Linked DNA regions of Mus musculus: regions 1 and 2 are each linked to region 3. A link is a loop called in an ENCODE intact Hi-C map of the cell type or tissue named here. Cell type or tissue: left cerebral cortex. All regions are shown on one strand.

Region 1 (8,000 bases), 280 kb before region 3:
CAACAGCAGTGGAATGGACAGGTGAAGGCCAAGTTTATCCTCTGTGATACGGTAACTTGCTTTTATCTACTCTGGAACCAGCAGATGCCAGGACTGGGGAAGGTTCACAAATCTTGGTGTTCAAGCCCTTGGGTGGGATTTTCTGTACCTGCAGCCAGACCTATCAAGGCCCTCCAGCACAGTGGTTCTCAGCCCTCCTAACACTGTGACCCTTAACACAGTTCCTCATGACCTCCAACTATAAAGATATTTGCATTGCTACTTTGTAACTGTAATTTTGCTACTGTTATGACTCCCCAGGTAAACATCTCTTTTCTGGTGGTCTTGGGTGACCTATGGAAGAATCCCTTGACCCCCCAAATGGGTTGCAATCCACAGGTTGAGAACAGCTGATCTAGATGGAAGCAGAAACCGACATGGAAGAACAGAGAGATGCAGAGGAAGATGACCTGTCTTAAAAGCTAGGAGCCCTATGCCGTGAATGTGATGACAGCTCACTGGGACAGAATGACCCAGTCAGTGCAACAGAGGGACACCTGAAGACCATGGAGAAACTTCTAGAGACATGTTTAGACTTGCATTTCAGAAGACAGCACTGGCAAGTGTGTATAAGAAAGAGCAACCTAGGAGACAGGAAGGCCCAGGCAAGTCACCTGATTCTCTACACAGTGGTGATGAAGACTTAAAGAGGGGGCACAAAGTTGCTAAGGAATATGTTCCCTTGGGGCCTCATCACTGTGTTCCAGGGGATGATGGAAGGAAGAATCTAGGCCGACGTTCATATATCAGGCCTGGCTGACTGGTGGTGTTCATGAAGACAGATAAACAGGGAGGGGAAGGGGAAGGGGGGAGGGGAAGGGGAAGGGGGGAGAGAGAGGGGGAGGGGAGAGGGGAAGGGAGAGAAGCATTGCTGATGGCCTATTGTCTTCTGGGGAGTGTGTGGGTAATGAAAGGAGTAAGCTCAGTGTTGACTACCCCAAGGCTTCAGGTTCCCATTGGACAGCTGGGTGGAGCTATTCTGCATGCTGTTGCTATGAGGGTAAGGTGTGGGCATGTTATGAAGCAAGGGAAAATATATCCCGTCGTTAATGCTTTGATGTACAAAGAAAATACTGGGAGTCCAGGCCCCTCAGGGGTAAGCTTTGACTCCTATGTTATCCTGCAAGCGCCTTCAGCCAAGACAATGTACCTATAGACTTGGGTACCCCGTTGTTCACTTGCACCTGCTATTTAGGACTGACCAGGAGGATCATCTAAAACCACAGAAAACCACCTGCCAATGGAGTTGATGGCATCAAAATGTGGTCTCTGGACACACATAGAGGTGACACACCTGTGCTGGATGGTTGTAGGGATATCCGGGTACACCTGGTAAGAAATGAACAGGTTGTATGAGGCTAGCTAGGTAAGTCCTGCTGCTTCCCAAGGCAGCCTTGTGTCAGTCAAACCTGTCTTCTGTGTAAAGACTGTGTGCTGACTCACTGTGGGGACAGTGGAGGATCAAAGATGAATAGGACAAGCTTGCTTCTAGGGCTAACGTGTTTCTGGGCATCCACGGGGAAGCAGACATGTGAATTTAAAAGAGCAATAGCGAATGGCAGGTATAAGGAGGCACGGTGGTGCACACCTATTACCTGACACTCCAGAAGTAGAAGCTAGAGGATCAGGAGTTCAAGGCCAGCCTGGGCTACCTAGTGAGAGCTTGTCTCCAGAAGAAATAGGAAGGGGAAGGAGGCCTCTTGTCAAGATCAGAAACTGAAGAGCAGGTTCAAGGTGAGAAGTAAATATAAGGAACTAGGCTTTGGTGGCAGAGGCCGAGGAGGCGCTCCGAGCCAGTGTGCAGAAGTGTATTGTAGAGTTTGGAGCCCAGGTGAGAAGTCCCATTGCAGAGGACACATGGATTCTTTTGCTATGGTCCCGTTCTGGATTTTCAAGTTTTCCTTTGAATTCTTCAGAACTTCGTACTTACAGGATCTTAGAAGCAGAGGGATATTGGGGTGTTGCAGATCCCAATTAACCCTACTCAAATCGACCCCTGTGGTGGTGGTGGTGGCACTCCTAGATACCCACCCCAATGTTCTGGGTTCCTGAATGAAAGACACCCATGCATACAAGCAGCCTTTATATTCTAATATGCCTTAAATAGCTCAATGGCTGGGCCTAACTTCTACGTGAAGACAGAGGTGGGTCTTTAAGAGTCCCAGGCAATTTTGGGGACCAAATTATACAACACAAGCAGCATTAGGCCAAATCCATAACATAGGGGTGATCCTGTCCAAGCTTGTGTTTAATTTAAACATCCCCACCTGTGCACCAGCCTATCTAGCTTGTCAGTCAGCCACCCACAGCCCTGACCCATTGGTGCCACCACTCTGCCCTGCCTGGCTACTCACCATGCACTTACAGGGTACTAACGCTGCTTTGGAAAGCGAAGACATCCCACACTGGAGAGGGCATTCCCTCTATTTCTTAGGACCTTTTTTTTTTTTTTTGAGACAGGGTCTTATTCATGTAGCCCAGGTTGGCCTTGAACTCATGTAGCTGAGGACATCTTTGAATTCCAGATCCGACTGGCTCCACCTTGTAGTGCTGGGTTTACAGGTGTCTGCTGCTATGCCCAGTACCATGCAGTTCTGGGAATGCCTCCTGATTCCGGGCAAGCATTCTATAAGTGAGCTGCATCCCCAGACCTCTTAGTGTTTTTTCTTTTCTTTCTTTCTGTATCGGCTGGAGATAAAAGCTTTGAGCTTAGGTGATTATGGGATTGTCAGGTTTTAAGTTGACAGGGTGTTCCTATCTTTCCTTCCAGCTTTTGCCTCAGACCTTCTTTCTTCCAAATAAACAAATAAGCAAGCCCTCAGAGAACATCTGTTGCACACCTTTGAAACATGTTGCAACCCCATTTTGCTTGAACCCAACACAGCGCGCTGGTTAAGTGGCGCCTGCTTCCTTAGAGGGAATGGGGCAGAGGATGGCTTTGAACATACATTTCAAAAATGCTTTCCCAAAGAAGAGCACAGCTTATTAATGACCCTTTAAAATGAAAACAAACAAACAAAAAAAACCAAACAAACAACAAACAAAAGTCAGGCTGGCGCAGTTCTGAAAACTGCCAGCAGGGGGCCCAACAGTGACCATACTGGGGCGTGAGCTAGGTGTTTTGCTTTACAGCACTGTTGTTTCGTTCTGTTTTCCTGCTTGGGAGCTGGAGGGCAAGCTGGGTCAAGAGCTTGGACAGCTCATCATGTTCTGGTTCTGAACAGTACTTAGGAAACCCAGAGAAGTCAGACAAGAAAGGGGAAGAACACAGGACAGGCTTCAGGGCTCCAGCCCAACCTCCCTCCACTAAAGACACACTTTAGGCAGGAAGGAAAATGGCAAACCTTCCACTTTCCCCTGTCCAACTTTGTACTTTGAAAGACTTCAAACCTAAAGAACGTGTGTAGGGACAGTTGGCCCAGGCTGGGTAAATATCGGCCTCTCTGCCTCCACCCCTGTATTCTCTGTGTATCAATGATCTCTGCGTATTAACAATCTCCGCAGAATGATCAATTCTAACAACAGTTCTTACGTTCTTAAGATCAATGTTCTGCCTTCAACCTGATCACGGCTTCTCAGGGTGCTCAGGTGTGTGAAAGATCTGAAGGGATCGTGGGAGACTAATGGGGCTGGAGCCAGAGACGCAGAGTAGCCGTGCCAGCCAGCCTCCCTGCAAAGCTCCCGGAAAGTTTCTGCCTGTGTGGAAGATAACACAGTTAGAGGGAGCTGCTCCCTGGGTCCCGTTCTTCGTCTTCTTCTCAACTCCGTCCTTCAGAGAGTAACAAGGCCAGATGAGACAAGGATCTATGTGCAGCTTCTGGTTTAATCTTCACAACCTTGCAGGGCTGCTACGTTACCAACCCCACTTTACGTGAGTGAGAAATGAGGCTCAGAGCAGTTAAACCTGGGCAGGGCAGTGTGAATTATCCCTACTGAATGTCAATTGTGTCTGTTCAGGACAAGTGGTCCACTCTCCCCTAGGCTGTTCAAGGCCAACTCCCCCAACCCCTGCTCTGCCTCTCCTCCTCTGCAGCCAGCCAGCAGCCTTCCCTACTCTAGGACCGTAGCAGCAACTGGCTCCCTTTGTCCGAGACTCACACATCCTGTATTTCTCTGTATGTCATAAGGTGGTTCCTGAGGCTCTCTGATCCCAGAATCTAGTCATGGTACCCAGGAAAACATCCATGCCTAGCCACCAGTTATTGCTAACCCCACAGATGAACCTAGACACATTCTTACACCATCACTTGCCTTCTGTCACTACAACTGCAGCCATCATTACCACCATCCCCCGGCTCAGCATAGTTGGTGTTGTCATAAGGAGAATTTTCTCTTCTAGTTAGAAGTTCACCCAGTTCTTAACCACAGAAATCTAGTTCCATTTATTTCATTTGCTCTATTTAGTCTATTGCCATCTCTCAATGAAAACAGTACTTTATGATAGTTTCCTTCTGGGCAGCTCTAAAGGATGTGCACTTTTGCCTCTGACCACTAGATGTCGCTGCCAACCAATTCTAGAAAACATCATGCGTGAACCCTGTAAAACATGTCCTGCCTTTAAGCTCCCAAAGTCTCAGCTGACGTGTGACATGATCTATCTACAAAGACTGAAACGCACATTAAGACTCAGGCCACTGCTGAAACATTACAGGATCCCAGGTGCAGTCTGGGGCGGGGGTGGGGACCAAATGTCTATTTTTATAAAGCATTTCCTCACAAACAAGTACCACTAACCCAGCAGACACTGTGTGATATTTTATATTGCATTTGAAAGTTCACATCATACACACGTGAACTTTCTAGAAACTGACCGGGAGCACTAGAGGGTGGGTATGCTTTAGGCTGGGGACTGAGCTCAGGTGGTAAAGTCCTCGCTTTGCAAGCATGGGGACCCAAGTCTGGCCTTCAGAAACCAGGCTTTTCCAAAAAGCCAGGTATGATGGCACGTGCATGTAATTCCAGTTCTGGTAAGGTGGAAACATTGGTTGGATCCATGTGACTCACTGGCCAGCTAGTCTGACACACATCTCCCCAGGAAGTAGGAGGAAAGTAGAGGGGAGAAAGCGATTTCTGATTCTTCAGAAGACAGATAGATACTGCAGACAAACTGCTATGATCCTGGGGCTGCAGAGGGGACTCAGCAGTTATGAGTTTCTATCATTCTTCCAGAGGGCCCAGGTTTCGTTCCCAGCAGCCACAGAGCACCTCACAAGGAGTCCCAGGGATCCAAGACTCCCTTCTGGTTCCCAAGGTATCAGGCATGTACATGGTACAGGTATGTACATGGTACAGATGTATATGTAGGCAAAACACCCATACACATAAAATAAAAACAATACAACCCATATGAGATAAAATACGACATAAGAAGATAGACACTACCTGCTTCCTGAAAGACAGTAAATGACTCTGAGATCCATGTTGTCCAAAGGCGCAGTGGTTTCCCCCACCACAATCTAGCTTGTTCTAAAACCAGGTAGACACAGGATTATTTATGTATGCTTAGCTGCAACTGTCCACTGACCTTTGATCTAGCCTATCTCATTTTGCCATCTGGAAAATTGCTACCCTAAAAGCCTTGGGAAATTCATTTTTCAAAATCAAGTAAAAATACAACATAAATTAAAAAGTTTATAGCCAGGCTGGTATACCTACCTGTATTCTAGGCAGTCGGGAGGCTGAGGCAGGAGCAGTTCAAATTTGGCACCAGCCTCGGTTAGAGAGAGAGAAGGAGGGAATGAGGGAGGGGAGGGAGGGGAGGGAGAAACAGATCCAGGCAAACACACAGAGAGACAGAAAGACAAAGATGTAAAGACAGAGACAGAAACACAGAGACAAGAGACAGAGAGACAGAGAGACAGAGACACAGAGACAAGAGACAGAGAGAAGAGAGATTGCACTAGAAGTCTGTGAGAGCATACTTGCTAACAGGGAAGAACAGGCTGTCTTTCCTGACCCTAAAATGCCTGTGTGTTTTACTTGTCTTTCAAAACATATAGATGGGAATGTGAATAAGGAAATACTCTACAGAGTAGCACAGAAGGTCCTACTATGCACCTACAGTAACAAAGTCCCAAAGACCATCAACAACAGAAAAAATGTAACTGAGGCACCACACGCAAAACAGTAACTAAAATCTACACCTCACAAGACACGTAGGACAAATTCCAAGTGGATTAATATAAAATATAAGAGCATAAATGCATAGAACCATGTGTTACTATTAGAAACACAGGAGGGAGGTATTCACTACATATCTCTGCTGGCTTCAACCCCCTGATCCTCCTGCCTCAGCCTCCTAAGTGCTAGAATTAGAAGGTCACATAACCATACCCAGCTTGAGAATTCTGTATAACATCACAGTGTAAAAGCCCTATGATATAAAATTCTTAATCATAAAAAAAAACCCTGATCAATGCACCACTCACAACATTTTAAACTTCTGCACCAAAGAAACCCCCACCAGTGAAGGCCCAGCTCAAAAGGCTACCTGGCCCCGCCCTCTAAAAACATTCTTGCAAATCACATTTTAAAAATGTCTGTCATATGAAACATTCTACTGCTGAAGAAAATGACCAACAGCTGATAGGTGAATGTGCAGAGGCTGCAAGAAGACAGATCATGTAGAGGAATGTAAATGGTTGTGCCTCATCAGGAGGGTCCATGACGGCTGGACCAAGGCAGGTCAGGAGTCTGGGGCACACATTTAAGGAGACCTGCCAATCAGCAACTGCTCCTTATGCCTCACACTCCACGTGAGTTCAGGCTCCGAGTGGTCCTGAAGGTGTGAAGAGTCACTATCCCAGTCAAGGTGAGACAGAAACAAGGTTGACCTGAGGCACCATTTCTCATTCATCAGACTGGCAAAAATCTAATGAGATATGAAAAATGGCCTCATTCGTTGGTGGTGGGAGTAGAAGCCCTGTCAATCACTCTCAGGAGCAATGTGCCAGCCATTGAAATTGCAAATGTACATGTACATATCCTTTTTAAAAAGATTTTGTGTGTGTGTGTGTGTTATGTACATTCATGTGTCATGAGTGTGAGTGTGTACAGAGACTAGAAGGAGGGCTTAGATCCTAGAGATGGAGCTATAGGCAGTGATGGTTCATATAACATGTACACTGGGTACAGAACTCTGGAAGGAAGGAAGGCAGGCAGGCAGGCAGGCAGGCAGGCAGGCAGGCAGGCAGGCAGGCAGGCATGAGTTCTTAACTGCTGAGCCATCCCTCCAGTCCCATATATGCACACACTCTTATGTTGCTTCTGAGACTTTATCAGGCCAATTCAGAAAGAGCACCTCATCTCTTCAGAATCCTATGGAAAGGGCCCTGAATCAATCAATCAAAATCAATCAATCAATCAATCTCTCTCTCTCTCTCTCTCTCTCTCTCTCTCTCTCTCTCTCTCTCTCTCTCTCTCTCCCCCCCCCCCTCCCCCAGGAGGAGACAACAGGATCACACTGGAAGCTCTGGACATCCTGTCCCCAGTCTTACCCACAGACCTGTTTTGCTATTGGATACCCTGGATGACCTCAAATTCTATTCTGGACTCATTCTGTCATCCTGTTTCCAGGGGAGTCTGCCGGGGTCTAGACAATGGCTTAGTGGAGGTTTCCATTGCTAAAGCCAGCACATGTCCAGGAAGACGGAGACGCTTCTTTAGCTAAGGATGGCCCCATCAAGAGACCAGATTAACTGTGGGCAGAGAGCAGGGCAAGCACAAACCAGGTACCTCTACATCTGCCAGCCCCTGAGCACCTCATGGGAGCCAGGTCTCCCCATCCCACAGCGGAGGTTAACAGCACTGTCTCCACTCGTTACCTGGACCCGTCCTCCTTAGACACCTCCCTGTGACACACCACTTAATGTGACTTTCCACAATTGTTCGTGCTTTCAGGACCCTGGTAACTGCCAAGAACGTATCCAACTTTGTAATCCTTTTGCCACTCAACTGGCTTT
Region 2 (8,000 bases), 240 kb before region 3:
AGAGTCAGAAACAGCTAATCAAGTCTGGGGAGGTCAGCCGGGCTTGGTGGCACACACCTTTAATCCCAGCACTCGGGAGGCAGAGGCAGGTGGATTTCTGAATTCGAGGCCAGCCTGGTCTACAGAGTGAGTTCCCAGACAGCCAGGGCTATACAGAGAAACCCTGTCTCGAAAAGGCAAAAAAAAAAAAAAAAAAAAAAAAAAGTGGGGAGGTCAGAGAAGGCTGCCCAGAGGATGGCACATCGGCTGTGACCTGAAGACACAGGAGAAAGGAAGCAGGGAGATGTGGAGGAATGTACTTCCTGCCTTGTGCTGTTTGCCTTTTGTGTGTGTTCGTGCCTGCATGCGCTACTCTATCTCGCCTCCCCATCTGAAAACTGACTAACCTACCTAGATGAAAAGATTGCCTGTAATCTCTCTTCACAGACACTCCTTGGGATGCTTGGGTCCTGGCAGGCAGTTTTAATTTTCTTATCTTTGTGCGCATGTGCACGATGCATGCATGGTGGGCATGTGGTGGTCAGAGATAAGTCTGTGAAGTCAGCTCTCTTATCACACCTTTATGTGGATTCCAGGGACCAGACTCGGGTGGCTTGGTTTGTATGGCAAAGGAGCTTAACCCACCCAGCCATCTTGCTGGCCCCAGTAGGTAATGTTTAATCCCTGATGGAGGGCATGCAATTGCAACAGTCCACAGTTGTTTGGGCTTTAGGGACCAGGGCTGGAAAGAAGAGAAGTGTGAAGGTTTGGGTAAGATCCTCTTTGTCACTTTTGACACTTCCTGTGACTTTCCCTAGGTACTGCAAGACATACAACATTAAGCCCCTATAGCACACCTGACATCAGCCCTCGGGCAGGATAGGATCCCAGCAGCCTATCTGCAGATGATGACTAACGATCCACCATCCCCCTCTTCACGTCCACTTGCAGCCCAAGCCACCATCTGTGAGTGGTCTCTTGCTTGACTAATGACTTGTCTCTGAGAATTGTTTTGCACGGTTATAAACAGAGATTGGGCGTTCACCCTCATCGCCTGTCTTTCTTTCCTTTCTTTCTTTCTTTCTTTCTTTCTTTCTTTCTTTCTTTCTTTCTTTCTTTCTTTCTTTCTTTCTTTCTTTCTTCCTTCCTTCCTTCCTTCCTTCCTTCCTTCCTTCCTTCCTTTCTTTTTTTTTTGGTTTTTTGAGACATGGTTTCTCTGTGTAGCCTTGGTTGTCCTTTGTAGACCAAGTGAGTAAGCTGACCTCATCCCTACAAGTATCATCTTTTCTAGAACTCAGTGTGTATCCTGGCGTTGTTCATTCTCAGGCTGCAATCTAGCACAACTCTCAGGAAGTTGCTGGGATGCCCTGGACTCCCCTGAGATAATGGAAGCTTTTCTGATAGCTGAACTGGCAGACAAGACCCTGCCCCCAGAACCATCTTTGTATATGCGTGTATCTCTCTCTTTCTGTGTCTCTGTTGCTCCTCTACCGTGTGTGTGTGTGTGTGTGTGTGTGTGTGTGTGTGTGTGTGTGTGTGGTGTGTCCACATGCTTTACAAGTCCCCGTGTATATCCATGTATCTGGAGAACGAGCTTGGTTGCTGTTTCTTAGGTGATATCTATCTTCTTGTTGTTGGGGTTTTTGTTTGTTTGTTGTTGTTTTTGTTTTGTTGTTGTTTTTGAGTCCCAGTCTCTGACTGATCTGGACCTCACTGGGCTGGGCTAGGCTGGCTCGCCAATGAACCTCAGTGGCTTATCTATATCTGCCTCCTCAGTCCCAGGGCTACAAATGTGTACCCCCATGCCTAGGGATTGAACTCAGGTTCCGCAGACTGAGCGAGCTATCTCCCTAGCCTAGAGAACACTTTCTTAATTGGAAGCTGAGCTGAGTATCTATGGTCCTCTGTTACTGTGCCCATTCCTTGGCACACAGAATGTGGTTAGCTCCTGTCTCATGTTTGGAGGATTAATAAGTAACCAGTACCCACCAGTGTCCCCCCCCCCCCTGCCACTCTTATTCATCTGGCCTCCCTCTAAGATAGGATTGCTTAACTATGAAGACAAAAACCATGGAAAGTTAGTGTTCTACAAGAATTATGCTTCCCACTGCATCCCCCGTTTGAGAGCTCATTCACTTCACAGGCCAGGGCATCAGGGGAGAGGCGCCAAGCACAGAAACACGTGTCTGCATCCCCCTGGGGATGGCCGTGCATCACTCCGCTCCCCGCACAGCTGTTCTACAGAACAAAACACAAGGCAGCATTCTGCATATTCCAATCTACCCTCTGACCTAGCTTGGAACGGAATTCCTTCCAGTGTTCATAAAACATCTCGAGGAACGGTTATTCCAGTGACCTCACAACTGATTGCCGACCAGCAGTCGGCATTTTGTAAAATCATGACTTTAATTCCCAGGGACCAAGGGTGCAACATTTGTGTGTGCATAATGCTTTATCCCCCCCAAAAAAACCCTCCCTCTTGGTGGCAACACCCTCTTCCATGAACTGCCTATGACCCTCAGGAAAAAAAAAGTCAGAGACCCACCACACAGTCACAGATTTTTGTGAAGAGAGTGGACTTTAAGAACATCTGCCTAGATTCCATAGTCACAGAAGGGCAATTTCCCCGGAGTTAAGTCCTACACAGCACTGGGCTGAGAACTCAAGGATCCTGGTTCATCATCCAAAGCTGTTTCAGAAGCAGGAGGAAGAGCTCCTGCCCTTCAGAGGGGGCGCAGTAGTACCATGTAGTTAGAAGGCTGGGGGAGAGCTCCGTGGGAAGTGTTTGCTGTGCTAGCAGGAGGGGCTGTGTGGGATCCCTAGTGCCCTCTGGAAAGCTAAGGGTGATTTGTACATTTACAACCCCAGCTCTGAGGAGGCAGGCAGACATATCCCTGGGGTTCACTAGCCAGCCAGCCTAACCTAATTAGTGAGCCCTAGGGTCTAGTTAGAGATTCTGTGTTAGAAAACAAGATGAACAACTCACTTGAGGTTGACTTCTGCCCCCTCCCCTCCACAGCACACATACCACACATATGGAGATATATATATGTAACACACACACACACACATGCTTTTTAAAAATAAAGTTGAGGGGATGGAGAGATGGTTTGTAGTTAAAAGCACTTGTTGTACAGTCGTGAGGACTGAGATTTTGACCCTAGCACCCATAATAGAGATCCTATAGGGCAAGCTAGGCATCTTGCCCATGCCTGTAACCCCAGCAATGAGGGGGCAGAGACAGGAGACTGTTGGGGCTTGCTGACTTCCAGTGCAATTGGGAAAACGGGAACCCCAAGTTCATGGAGAGAGCTTATTTTCATAGGAATTGGTAGAGGGTGACAGAAAATGACACGTGATGGGTCTCTTGAGGCCTCCATGTGTACACACACACACACATACACATGCTCAACACACACACACTGAATAAATATTTTATTAATGTATTAAAATTTTAAAAATTGTATTTTATTGGATTGATGAATGTTTTATCTTCATGTATATATGTATAATATGTATGTGCGTGTATGTGCATGGTACCTGTGGAAGTCAGAAGTAAGTTTTTAGATCCTATAGAACTGGAGGTAGAGATGGTTATTAGGTGCCATGTGGGTGCTGGGAATCGAACCTGGGTCCTTTTCAAGAGAACAAGTGCTCCTAACTGCTAGTCCATCTCTCCAGCTCCCAGCAGACACTTTTTAGAAGCAGAGTTTCGGCATGTCAATAGGCTATGATGATATTTTGCTATTTGGGGGTCATAAGTGGCTCTAAAACACCATTTGTGATCCCTCTGAATGAGAAACCATGAAAGGCCAAGTTCAGAGAAAGCCTCAGAACTTCACACCCAACAAAGAAGAAAGCAAACCCATTCTTTTAGAATGCCCAGTTACTAAGCCTGCCCTTGTATTAGCAGAGAGCTTACCATGTCATGAAAGTTAGGACTCGCTTCCACAGCATTTCTCATAAAACAGAAGGACAAGAACTTAGGCATAGGGTATTAAAAATAATGTGTTTTTAATTCACTGGTTTGTAAGTTACAGGCATTTTAAAAAAATAACATTTTGATCAAGACTGAAACTAGGCACTACTTAGAGGGGGTTCTCAGGTCAATCCTTTAATCTCTTAATTTTTCTTGTCCCTAAAAAGAGGCTGCCACAAAGATAAAAGAGGGCTTGGCACAGAATTACTGCTCAGCCACTGTGGCAACGGCATGGAGACCATGCCTAAGAAGCAAGGTGCTAAAACGAGGCCGTTCTTGTTCAGTTAAGACACTGCAGCAGGAGGAGCTGCATTCTGAAGAGGTAGGAATTGCAAAGGTGATGCGCCACAACTCAGCCCTGGACTCTCTAAGTCCCCAGCTCACTGTGGGAAAGGGGGTGCTGGAGAGCCATGAGCCAGGAGGAGCTTGAAAAGGAATTTTCTTGGTGGGAGATTTGCTGGCATTTCTCTGCTAAAGCAAAGAGGTGGGTCCTTTTCCCTGAAGGACGTGGAAAGGGACCCTGGGAAAACCACTAGGGGGCTTAGTTGGGTTTCCTTACAGTTAATGGGACAGTGAGTGCTAGGTCTAATTCTTAAGATTATCTAGTGGAAGGAGAGGAGAAGAAGGTGTCCTGGGCACGGGTAGTGCAAGAGCCAACAGAGGAAAGCAGCTCAGTGGTTCTTAGGATGGGTCACAGAACTTAACATGTTGTAAGTACAATGTGCCTAAAATTTTGATGAACATGTTCACACCTCACACAATGACAGAATTTATTGAATAACAATATGCACACAAAGTTTAGCAGTGTCCTGGTTGGGTTTTTTTGTCAAGTGGACACAAGCTCGAGTCATCTCAAAAGAGGAAGCTCAATTGAGAATATGTCTCCATCCGGCTGACTGAATGCAGGTCTGTTGGGCATTTTCTTCATTGCCAGTTGATAGAGGAGGACCCAGCCCCCTGGGGGCAGTGACCCTGGGCAGATGGTATAAAACAGGGAGCTGAGCAAGCTAGGAGATGTAAGCCAGGAAGCAACTTTGCTCCTGAACTAAAAGACTCACAAAGATCTCACAGAGATCTGCCTGCCTCTGCCTCCTGAGTGCTGGGAATAAAAGTATATACTACCATCAGATCTGTCTGTGGTTGATTGCCTTGGTGTTAATTGATACAGGAGGGTCCAACCCACTATGGGTGGCATCATTCCCTAGGCAAGGGGTCCTGGACTGTATAAGAAAGCTACATAAGCATGAATCTGTGAGCAAGCAGCCTCCCTCCATAGTTCCTGGAGCTCCTGTTCTCACTTCCCTCAGTGGTGGACTATGATCTGGGAGTGTATGCCCAATAAATTTTTTTCCCTCACGAAGTGCTTTTGGTCAGTATTTTGCCACAGCAACAGAAAGGAAACTAAAGGCTGCATGTGGTAGTGTATGCCTTTAATCCCAGCACTCAGAGAAAGGCAGGTATATAGCAATCTCCAGGCCATCCAAGGCTATATATCATGAGATCCAGGTACGGCTACACAGTGAGAGCCTGCCTCAAAACATTAGATGGCAAGCAATGAGGAAGATGTTTGACATTAGCCTTTGGTCTCCGCATGCACAGAACCTGCCAAAGCTGGCCATCATTTTCATCAAACCAATCTGATAAACTTGTGCCTCCATTTCACATCCTCTGTAGTGCAGAGGAAAATGGAAGCATTGACTACTATGTCTGAAAGGTTTATCTGTAGACAGCTTAAAAGGGGGTGGGAGAGAATGAGTATAGTTCCCAAGGAATAATAAGGCATTGTTTAAAAAGCCCTTTCTGGATCATCAGCGTTTATAGGTCTGTGCCTCTCACTGTTTTTGGCTAAGCTACTTTTACAGCTCTATAAACTGTAGACACTGGTAGTAATGTAAATGAGTCCTGTCAGTAGAGAGGCAACTCTGAGCCTCTCTGCTCCCCAGGGAGCCAGCTTATAGAGGTAGCAAATTCCTTGCCATTCTTCAGGGCACTTACTGCTTCTGCTCTCTGAACCAGCTCTGATACCACACAGGGCCCTCATTAGCTAAATAAAATCTCAAGACACATTCGTTTTATTTCTGCTGCCAATCAGCCGGGACTACTCCAGTCATTCCTTCCTTTCCCTGATTTTCTTTCTTTCCCATCTATTGTATTCTGTCCCTACTCTACTCTACTCGACTCCATTCACAGAATGGTGATGTCACCTCCTCTTTACAAGTCCCTTTCCCCAGGGACCACAGATTCACACTCACACACATACTCATTCACACACACATTTTCAAACTTGTACACTATGAACCGTAGCCTTCTTTTAGCAAGAGACAGGAAGGAGGATAACACATTAAAGACCAGGAAACTCTGGGTTTAATAAGGTAGATGGATGCAAGGAACATTACTCTCAGATCTGACACCCTGTCTTCAGTTTGTTGATCATAATCTTTTGCTTTGATTTGTCTCATTTAACTTTCTAAAAAAAAAAGTGGTTCAAAGGGGGCCAAAGAGGAAACATACTCTCCAATGTGTGCACTCTGGTCACTTATCTAGGGACAACTCTGTAGCTCTCCCTCTCACTTCTGGGCCTCCTTATGGAGAAATGTCCTTTAGGGAGCTATTACCAGAACAGGGAGGGTTTGGTCAAATTGAAGATCTGCTCTGGCAGGTAACTTCCATCAGCTCCCCTGCTTTCCAGAGGCTCTGCAGCCCCTGCTGTTGGTATTCTGTCTGGACTCCACCCCCACAGTTACCTGGCAACAGCCAGGTATGCTCCTCCCCACAGTTACCTGACAACAGCCAAGTAGGCCTGGCCCACTATAAAAGGGGCTGCTTGCCCCCTCTTTTCTCTCTCTCTTGTCTCTCTTACTCCTGCCTCCCTCCTTTTTCTCTTGTCCCCTTGCTCCCTGTCTCTCCCCATTCCTTCCCCTACCCCCTCCACGTGGCCATGGCCGGCCTCTACTTCTCTACTCTCCCCTTCTCTGCCTTTCTCTGCCTCTATTATTTTCTTAACTCCCCTCTCCATGCCCTGAATAAACTCTATTCTATACTATGCCATTGTGTAGCTGGTCTCTCAGGCGGAAGGGATGCCTCTGTTTGGGCCTGCTGAGGCACCCCTTCTCCCACACCTCACCACACCTCCATAGAACATATTTCTATACTCTTTATCTTTTCATAATCACAACACCTGCTCACATCAAGGTTGCATCACATTGCCTAAATCCCAGCACTGAGACCTTTGGCTTTGGCTGATGGCCATACCACTGAGAGGGATGGACCTCTGGGGACACACAGGTATGCAGAGGCCAGAGGTCAACCCTGGGGATCTCTCCTCAGGTGTCATTCACTGTTTCTAAAAACATATGTATATTTGCATAGTGGCATGAGTGCAGGAGCCTAGGGAGAGCAGAAGGGAAAGCCCCTGAAGCTGGAGTTATTGGTGGTTATGAATCACCCTGGTGGGTACTGAGAACTTCATTCTGGGCCTCTGAAGAGCGGCATGTGCTCTTAACTTTGGAGGATCTCTCCGGCCCAGAGACCTCCCTCGTTTGTTTCAATGATTGTTCTGAAGTATGATTCTTTCTTGGAGCTCATCTACTAGTATAGACTTGCTGGTCAGGGAGCCCAGGGGTCTGCCCATCTCTGTCTCGCTAGCACAAGTGCCTTTCCACGCAGGTGCTGGAGAGCATACTCAGGTCCTCACAATAACACGGCAAGCACTTTATCAACGCAGCCAGTTCCCTGACCCTCTAATGGGATTTCTGTTGGCCAGGAGGTGCCAAGGTGTGTCTTAGCATACTCCCCACTTACAGTATGGTGAGTTACAATTATTGAACATTCCCTGGATAGTCCATCCTTTCATCTTAGCTCCAAACTTTGTCTTTGTAACTCCTTTTATGGGTATTTTGTTCCCTATTCTAAGGAAGAATGAAGTATCCACCCACTGGTCTTCCTTCTTCTTGATTTTCTTGTGTTTTGCAAATTGTATCTTGGGTGTTCTATGTTTCTGGGCTAATATCCACTTGTCAGTGAGTGCATATCTAATGACTTC
Region 3 (8,000 bases):
GTTAACATCTCATTTCCTCTTGTCTTTCAAGCCTTAATCCCCATCCTGAGCTGGGCACATTCCAAGCCCACCTGGAGCAGGTCAAGACCAGCTCCCAGCCCATGACTGGTCCTTCATTTCCCCTGGCAGGAGATTAGATGAGGGGCCCATTAATCACTCATTACCTCTGTCTTCCCTGCTGGCCAGGCCTCGGGCAGCCTGCCAAGGGGCCTGGGAGGGTGCTTGTGAGCTGTCCAGTGCCACCCTTCCGGGGACAAGACACAGAGGCTCAAGCCTGGCTAGGGACTCCATGGACCACACCCAAAAGAGGGAGAAAACCGCCTGGCTTCCACCTAAGCTATCCTTAAAGCTTCCCATCTCTGAAAGATTAGGGAAAGAGAGAAATAAGTTAAAAGTGGCTACTCTCCCAAGACGACTAAACACTAGGGGGTTGGGGGGGGGGGACAAACTCACTGCCTACCCAGTGCTTGTGCACTTTAGAGGACCCGGGGACACTGGGCAGGAACCGAAAGAATAGAGGATACTGGCTGGCTGGATGGTTACATAGGACAGCTGTGTGTTTAGCGGCTGGGCTGGAGTGCAGGGCTGAGTCCTTCAGACAAAACTCTGCACCTGACAGGGCTGAGATTATATGCAGGTTTCTTCTGGAGTGTTTAGTGAGTACCCACTTCTGGCAAGCACTGATCAGTCAGGGTAGACGGGAGAGATAGGAAGTGATATTGAGCACCTACTATGTGCCAAGGCTTTGCCTACGGGGCCTCAACCTCCCACCAGCCTTCAGCCATCGTTACTTGTAAAGATGGGCAAATATGACAGCTATTAAATGAGAAGCTGTCAGCCACCAGTCTAGGGAAGGAGAGTCGCTGTGGCTAGCCTGGCCAAGCCTACTTGTAATCTTCCAGCTCCTGTCACACCCCCAGCAGCTTAGGAATTTTCAAACCACGGTATTCCGAGCTTCTTAATACTTGTTGAGAGCATGGGCAGAAGGCTGGGCTCAGACGCTTTCAGGTAGGGCGAGAAGGAAGCGTTTTGCTTTCAAACACTTCGTCCAAAGGCCCCTTTAAGAAAAAAAAGGGGGGCTCTTCTAAGATCACAATTCCAATTCCCCACTACTTGCTCCCTAAGGTCCAAATGAAGGCCTCTGCTAAAACAAACAAACAAACAAACAAACAAAGCCAGTCATGTGCTTGGGCAGGCAAACACAGGCATCCCCCTGAGACTCAGATAGGCATCCTATGGCCTCTGTACCCATGTGGCACATGCACACTTGCGTACAGAAGGTGAGGGGGAGGAGGAAGGATGTGGTATTTGCAGTAGACCCTGCATCTGTCATAAAAGTATCATTCCTAGTTCAAAAGGCAGCCTGCAGCTGAGGTCTTCAAAGCTATTATGTGCACACAAATCAATTTCTCCCTCATCTGTGTCTGCACATGGATATTCTCTCTCTCTCTCTCTCTCTCTCTCTCTCTCTCTCTCCCCCATCCCCCCTCATTGTTTGTCTCCTTTACTTCCCTTCTTTCTCCCTGGGTGGTCATTTATTAGCTACTCTCCTCGCAGCCCCTGGAGGCCAGTGATCCAGCCAGTCTTGCTCCATATAAGCCCCCAGCACGCAGTAATAGTCGCTGGCACACAACAGATGCTCAGAAATATTTGCTGAAGACAAATTAAATGGAAGTGAATACTGGAGAGCCATTGTGATTCCTTGCAGGGAATGATGTGGTGAAGTCAGAATTTCAGGAATATTAATCTGTCAGCATGAAAGAAGATGGATTTAAAATGAAGAGAGCCACCCATGGCTGCGAGTCAGGAGGGAGATTGTTACTGTAATTTGGACATGGTTTAAGGTAGGGGCAGGAAAATAATTGGAGATATCATGAAAGAATGCGGAAGGGGCATTGTGATAAATGAGCTCTGCATGTGGGGAATGGGATACGGGTGCTGGGGGTGAGGGGCTTGAACATGGACACCAACAGCCAATTGGGATAAAAGTGAAGTCCTGGGGAGAGGAAAAGAACCATACTAAGACTCTGTGGGTAACAGACAAGATCACTAGGCAAAACAAAAACTTCAAGCCCTGATCTTCCTCCAAAACTCTCTGGTTTTCCTTACTTCACACCTGGCTAGAGAGACTTCCTAGCTCCGAAGAGTGAGGGAAAGACAGTCTGGTACCCCGCCCTGAGCTAGGCATGGAGATCATGCAAGCGCATCTTCCCCCTCCCTGAGGCCGATACACTCACTTGTGTCAGTAGGGGCTCCATGCATTCTCGCCACCCAAAACCATTTTGCAGGCTGGACCTTTGGGGATTCCCTGCTTCGGCCCTGCGGAGGTTTATAGGAAAGTCCCGGGACTCTCATCTGCTTCCTCACATTAATTTCCAGGGCAGAACTGTGCTTTTCAAAGGAATTCAGCTATGGTGCCAACAAAAATCTATAGGAATTGAGTAGGGCTACGTCTAAATCACATTTGAAAACTGTTTGCACCTTTGTACACAGAGACCCAATCAAGATTCTCTCAGGGCCAGCAACTGCATCCCTTCAGTCTCTACCAGGTCAGAAACATCAGTGATGTCCAAGACAACACAGTGGCTCTAAAAGGTGGGAGATCTTAGCTGATGCCCAGATGTCTCAGATGCAAAGGAAGTTGGACTTGAAAATTCCTTGAGTTCTGGCTATTTTACTTACTCCAAAGTCTAACGGGCTTCAGCGCCACAGATCCAAGACTTTATTTAATTCACCTACTGCCTGCAAAAGGGTGAGCCACTATCTGGCAAGGGATGCACTTTTTTAACAGCACAGAAAGCTTCAGGACTGCTTAAGATCTCACTAGACCCATAATTCCACGTGCTAAGTGGGTACCTCGAAATCCTCTTCCCAAGACACAGCTGAAGCTATTTCTAAGAAAACTGAAACTCCACTTCCAGATCTCTCCCACTTCAAGGTGAGCAAATTGATCAAAAGCTAACTGTTCAGTCGCATTCAGGGCCACGGGTATATGAGCTACATTTGACGTACAGAAGCAGCAACAGGTCCAATTAGGGGATCACTGACGCTGGATTGCAATGATTAACCTGACCTGGGGATCAGAGGCTTTCCAAGAAGCCAGAATGATGGAGGCCAGGGGCTGGGGCTCCAGAGGTGCTGACACTCCATCAACAATCCCAGGCTAAGAAAGGGAGAAAGGCTGGGGTGGGGACTACAAGTGCTATAGGTGCAACTCACCAGTTCAGCTCTGAGCTGCTGCGCATACCTCAGGAGGGCCAGTGGCTGCTTCCCCCAACCCCAGGGGGCCAGGCCCTAAAGTTGAGGGTCAAGGATGGAGAATAAAGGCAGAGCAGGCCTCCAGGAAAGAGAAAAGAAAGAGAAAGGTAGGGGAAAGGAAAAAGAAGAGGAAGAGGAAAGGGGAAAAAGAAAGGAAGAAAAAGGAAAGAGGAAATAGGAGAGGATGGGAAAGAGAAAAGGAAGGGGAAGTGTGAAAGAAAGAGGAAGCAGAAGAGTAAAGAGAAAGGGAAGAAAGAAGCAGGTACGACGTCCCGAGCTGCCGCCGGCCCCGACGTACCCACGCGCGCCAGTCTGCGGGGCTGCCCCGGGCTCCGGACTGCGGCCGGCCGGGCTGCGCGATCTGCTCACCTGGGCTAGTCCGAAGCGGCCGACTCCTCAGCCCCGCGTGCTTCCCGAGCGCCGCCGCATGGACGGCCGCCCGCCCCGCACGGGCTCCCGCTGCGCCCCGGTGTGTCGGGTGCGCGGGCGGCCAGCGAGTGCCCAGCGCACGGCTCAGGCGCGGTGTCTGCGGGTCGAGAGCGCGGTCCGCGCGCCCTGCCCTCCCGCGCGGCCTCCCGCTGTCACCTCCAGCCGCCCCTGCCGCCCCCTGGCGGCCGCCAAGGGGAGAGTCGGCCCTGGCCCACCCAACTACCCCAGGGACCCCTGGGAACCTGGTGAAGGGACATCCACCAGGAGAGGCAGCAGAAGGAAAGACTGTCCGGACAGAGGCTAGAGGGCAGGAGAGTGGTGATCATGGAACTTAGAGGGGGCCCGGGCTGCCCAGGGCCGTCAATGGGAGGTCAAAGAAGAAGGCAATGGAGACCAGAGTCTGAAGGCAGTCAGAGGCTGCCTTCATCTTAGCCAGCAGTTGGTGGGAGCCTTTGAAGGACTGCTGCCCCAGAGAGACAAGGACATCCTTGAGCATTGAAAAACAGCCATTCCGGTTGCAACCACGGGGTTGAGGCTAGTTTACAGTGAAGCTTTCCTTTCTAGCTTCCTGGGCATCCCTAAGACAAAAACTCCCTAAGCACCAGGACAACTCAGCACACCTGCCTGATCTAAGGTTCTCGGACTTGGCTGCAAGCAAGTGCATTTGCCTGCAGAGCCATCAAGCCATAGAGCTGGTCGCACTCCCAGGTTCTTGAGTCCAAACGATGCTAAAATGTTTCAACTCAGCCCATGTGTACTAGAGCTGAGAGAAGCAAGCAAGAGAAGGAAAATCTCCCCCTCCCCCTTTTCTCAATCGAGAGCAGGTTGACCTTAAACAATTGAAGAGGCCTCTAGGCACAGACAGGAGTCTCTCTCCCTTGAAGTGAATGAGCCTGTTTGTTTATGGCTGCCTCAAAAGCCTGCCTGCAGGGGCTGTTGGAAAAGGGCAGGTGTACCCTTGTGCTAATGTGGGTGGTGGCAGAACGCAGTCCTACTTCAGGGCCAGGCCACATCAGGGGTGGGTGTGGTGTGCTTTGTGGGAGCAGGAAAAAAAAAAAAGAGAGACAGGAAAGATACCCCACCATTAAAACAATAACAAAGAGAGCTGGGAAACACAGGGATGAGGCCAAAGAGGGAGAGTGGATTTTGAGAGCCTGGCACCTGGATCCAGCTGGGGCTGACGGAGTCCATCTGGTTCAAAACAAACAACTTTTGATGAGAGGCACCTGGGCGTGTGTGGTTAGACAACTCCAGGGTGTCTCACATCCAGATCCAGTGAATCAAAGAGATCTTGCACACTAACTCATTTCATCCATTTGAAACCAATAGCCAGGAGATGGCTTCACACCTGTAATCCCAACACTTCTTAGAGGAGGCAGGAGGATCAGGGGTCTAGGTCATCCTTAGCTTCATATCCAGTTTGCAGCTGGCCTGAGCTACAGGAAACTATGTTTCAGACAACATAGTTGAGGCTGGGAGTACAGGCCTATAATCCCAGGTACTAGGAGGCTAAGGAAGGGGCATTGAAAGTTCAAATCCAATGTGGGTAATTTAGGGAGATCCTATCTCCAAACAAAGAGCATAAACAGGGCTTGGGGTGTAGTGTAGGGCAGAGTGCCTGCCTGGCATGAATGAGGTCCTGGCTCTATCCCCAGCACCACTAGAAATCAAGAATTCTTAAAGGACAGAGTGGACTTAGTAACAGAATGAGGCAGGGACAGAGCACAAGGAAAGGGCAAGGTCTTCTTTATTGTTTTACTTTTGAAGAAATGCTGGACTTAAAGCTAATGTTGGAGAGATGGCTCAGCAGTTACAAGCCCTTGCTGCTCTTCCAGAGGCCAGAGCTCATTTTCCAGCACCCACGTTACCTGGAACTCCAGCTCCAGGGTACTTGACACCCCCTTCTGGCCTCTGTGAGCGCTCTCTCTCTCTCTCTCTCTCTCTCACACACACACACACACACACACACACACACACACACACACGGCAGTCACTCACACAGGCATACACATAAATAAAAATAAATCTTTAAAACAAACTCCAGTCATTATAAGATGAATTGTTTATATAAGAGCACTTCTTTATGCTAGAGGGGGAGGTTTCCTATTTCCCACTATTTACTGGCAGTCCTGTTCCACATCTTGTTATTAACTCATGGATGTATGCACATATGTATGTTTATATATTTGTTTATATATGTATCTATGTATGCATGTGTGTGTATGTTTATATATGTATGAATGTTTGTGTGTGTCTATATATGTATGTATATATGTTTGTGTGTGTATATATATATATATATATATGTTTATATATGTATGTTTGTGTGTATGTTTATATACATATGAGTCAGATGGGGAGGATTTTGTCCCATGTATGAAATAAGCTACTAACTCTAACCCAAAGACTGGGTAAAGAGGGCAGGTGTTTCTGATGACAGTCACAGGCCAGCTGCAGTCACTTAACTCTAGTGTCTGCCTGAAGTGCCAGTGTCATCTATATATAACATACCACTTTCACAAGCTAAGGACATAGGAGATATATATATATATATATATATATAATGTATCTATGTATCTATGTATCTATGTATATATATATATATATATATATATTATGTATCTATGTATCTATGTATCTATGTACACTGTCCCTGCATTCAGAGGTACCAGAAGGGGATATCAGATCCTGTTACAGATGGCTGTGAACTGTCATGTGGTTGCTGGGAATTGAACTGAAGGCCTCTGGAAGAGCAGTCAGTGCTCTTAACGGCTGAGCCATCTCTCCAGTGCCTAGGACGTAGGATTCTTACCACTTCTGAAAACAGCCCATGCTCTTGGTGCTCTTGGTTGAAACTCTCTGATTGAAGGCCCCTTTCCATGTTCCATTAAAGCCTCTACTATGTGGCTACAACCAATTGGCCCGTTGGGCCTAGAGGTGGCCCCTAAAATAGTAAATAACAAAAACAAACAAACAAACAAAAACCAACCATAATCTATCTGTAGTGTGTCAGCTCTGTACATGGAGGAGAGCCTCTGGATATACCGGTTTTCCCAAAATAATTTGCCAAAATAATTATGCAACCATGTTGCTCAGGATGCAATGGAAACAATGTAGTCACCCTATGGGGGTTGCCATCTCCTGAACCTGCCCTCTTCAGAGAGCTACACAGCACTGTGTTTGCTCATGCACCCCCAGGCTCACAGGACAGTGATCACAAGGGGTGAGGGAGGGCTCCTGAAAAGGTCAAGAGTGCTGTGCTGGGGTCTCAGAATTCCTGGATGGAGCAGGAGGCAGAGCTCAGTGAGGCAGAGCTCAGTGTGTCCCCAGGGAAGGAAAACAGCATGGGGTTCTGGCTCCTCCCCTCATCAAGGAGCCCTGAGACTGCCAGAGGGGAGACAGTGACAGCATAGCCCAGAGTCATTTGGCTATAGGTCTTTTAACCAGTAGACAGTTTCTTGAAGCCAGACGCCCAAGCTCTGAACACAGCAAGGTACTTCAGGGGCTGTGTCCCAGCAGGAAGGGAAGCCAGTATGTTAGCTGCTAGCATTTGAAGGCAGAAAGAAAACAGACATGGATCCAAACCCCTCAGTTCAGCCTCCTGTTGAGTCATGAGAATCCATCACCATTCTTATAAAGTTCTCTTCCTCTTCTTGCTTGGAAATTTGGATCCACGGTAAAGTCAAAGCAGGCTTGTGCTCAGCAAATGAGTGACAGGGAGAGATGGCGCAAAGGTTGATCCTGCCAACTTGACAGAATTTAGAATCACCTAGGAGACACACCATTGTGTGTGTGAGAGGGGTTTAATGAAGGGAGGGAAACCCAACCTGGATGACTGCCAGGAACCATAAAATCAACAATAAAGTCTCTTCGAGTGCTAGGAAACAGTATTGTTTTAACCCGTTTCTTGGGGGCCAGCAAGATGGGTCATCAGGTGAAGACGCTTACCACCACGCCTGATGACCTGAGTTTGGTCCCCAGGACCCCACGTGGTGGAAGGTGAGAACTGACTTCAGCACGCTCTATCGTATGTGTTTCCCTAGTATAAATAAAAAGGTGCGGTTAAAAATAAACCATCTGTAAAGTGGACCTAAGTATTTCAGGATGAACATTCCTGCTTGTCTCCTTAACTCGCTTCTTCTCCTTCCTCTTCCAGGGGTCTGGACTCTAACCTGCACACTGAGCCTGTGTCCTTTCCTATGGCTGGCTGCAACTTGACCTGTAACAAGACTACACAACAGTCCAGAGACTAATTTGTCTGCAGCCACAGTCTCTGAGGTCACGGGGTCAACATATTTAGATGGACTGTCCGG

What was found. Hi-C counts contacts between places; a loop is a spot of excess contacts. Peaks named below come from ENCODE experiments on the same cell type or tissue, not always from the same donor. Only the 100,000 strongest peaks of a DNase experiment are listed, where the experiment ranks them.
Region 1: a loop joins it to region 3, with 2.4 times the contacts of the local background. A loop is called at or near these places in 13 of 42 quality-filtered maps.
Region 2: a loop joins it to region 3, with 2.0 times the contacts of the local background. A loop is called at or near these places in 14 of 42 quality-filtered maps.

Annotation. Positions count from the first base shown.
Region 1 is chr9:60,240,585-60,248,584 of GRCm38, forward strand. All of the region lies in intron 7 of Thsd4 (thrombospondin, type I, domain containing 4), which reads right to left. Among named protein-coding and RNA genes, the nearest start is that of 2010001M07Rik, 90 kb to the right of the region's middle. In left cerebral cortex, CTCF peaks have their summits at 3,105 (motif pointing right) and 4,522 (motif pointing right); a DNase peak (open chromatin) is centred at 4,534.
Region 2 is chr9:60,279,260-60,287,259 of GRCm38, forward strand. The region is part of intron 6 of Thsd4 (thrombospondin, type I, domain containing 4); the gene reads right to left. Among named protein-coding and RNA genes, the nearest start is that of 2010001M07Rik, 51 kb to the right of the region's middle. In left cerebral cortex, a CTCF peak has its summit at 4,491 (motif pointing right); a DNase peak (open chromatin) is centred at 4,416.
Region 3 is chr9:60,518,239-60,526,238 of GRCm38, forward strand. Gm51679 (a long non-coding RNA gene) reads left to right here and starts at 1,584. Exons shown (of 2, transcript XR_003948172.1): 1 at 1,584-2,938; 2 at 7,844-8,000. 9230112J17Rik (RIKEN cDNA 9230112J17 gene) reads right to left here. Exons shown (of 4, transcript NR_040464.1): 4 at 5,729-7,726. It also overlaps a transcript of Thsd4 not described here. In left cerebral cortex, a CTCF peak has its summit at 3,896 (motif pointing left); a DNase peak (open chromatin) is centred at 3,777; H3K4me3 peaks cover 604 bases.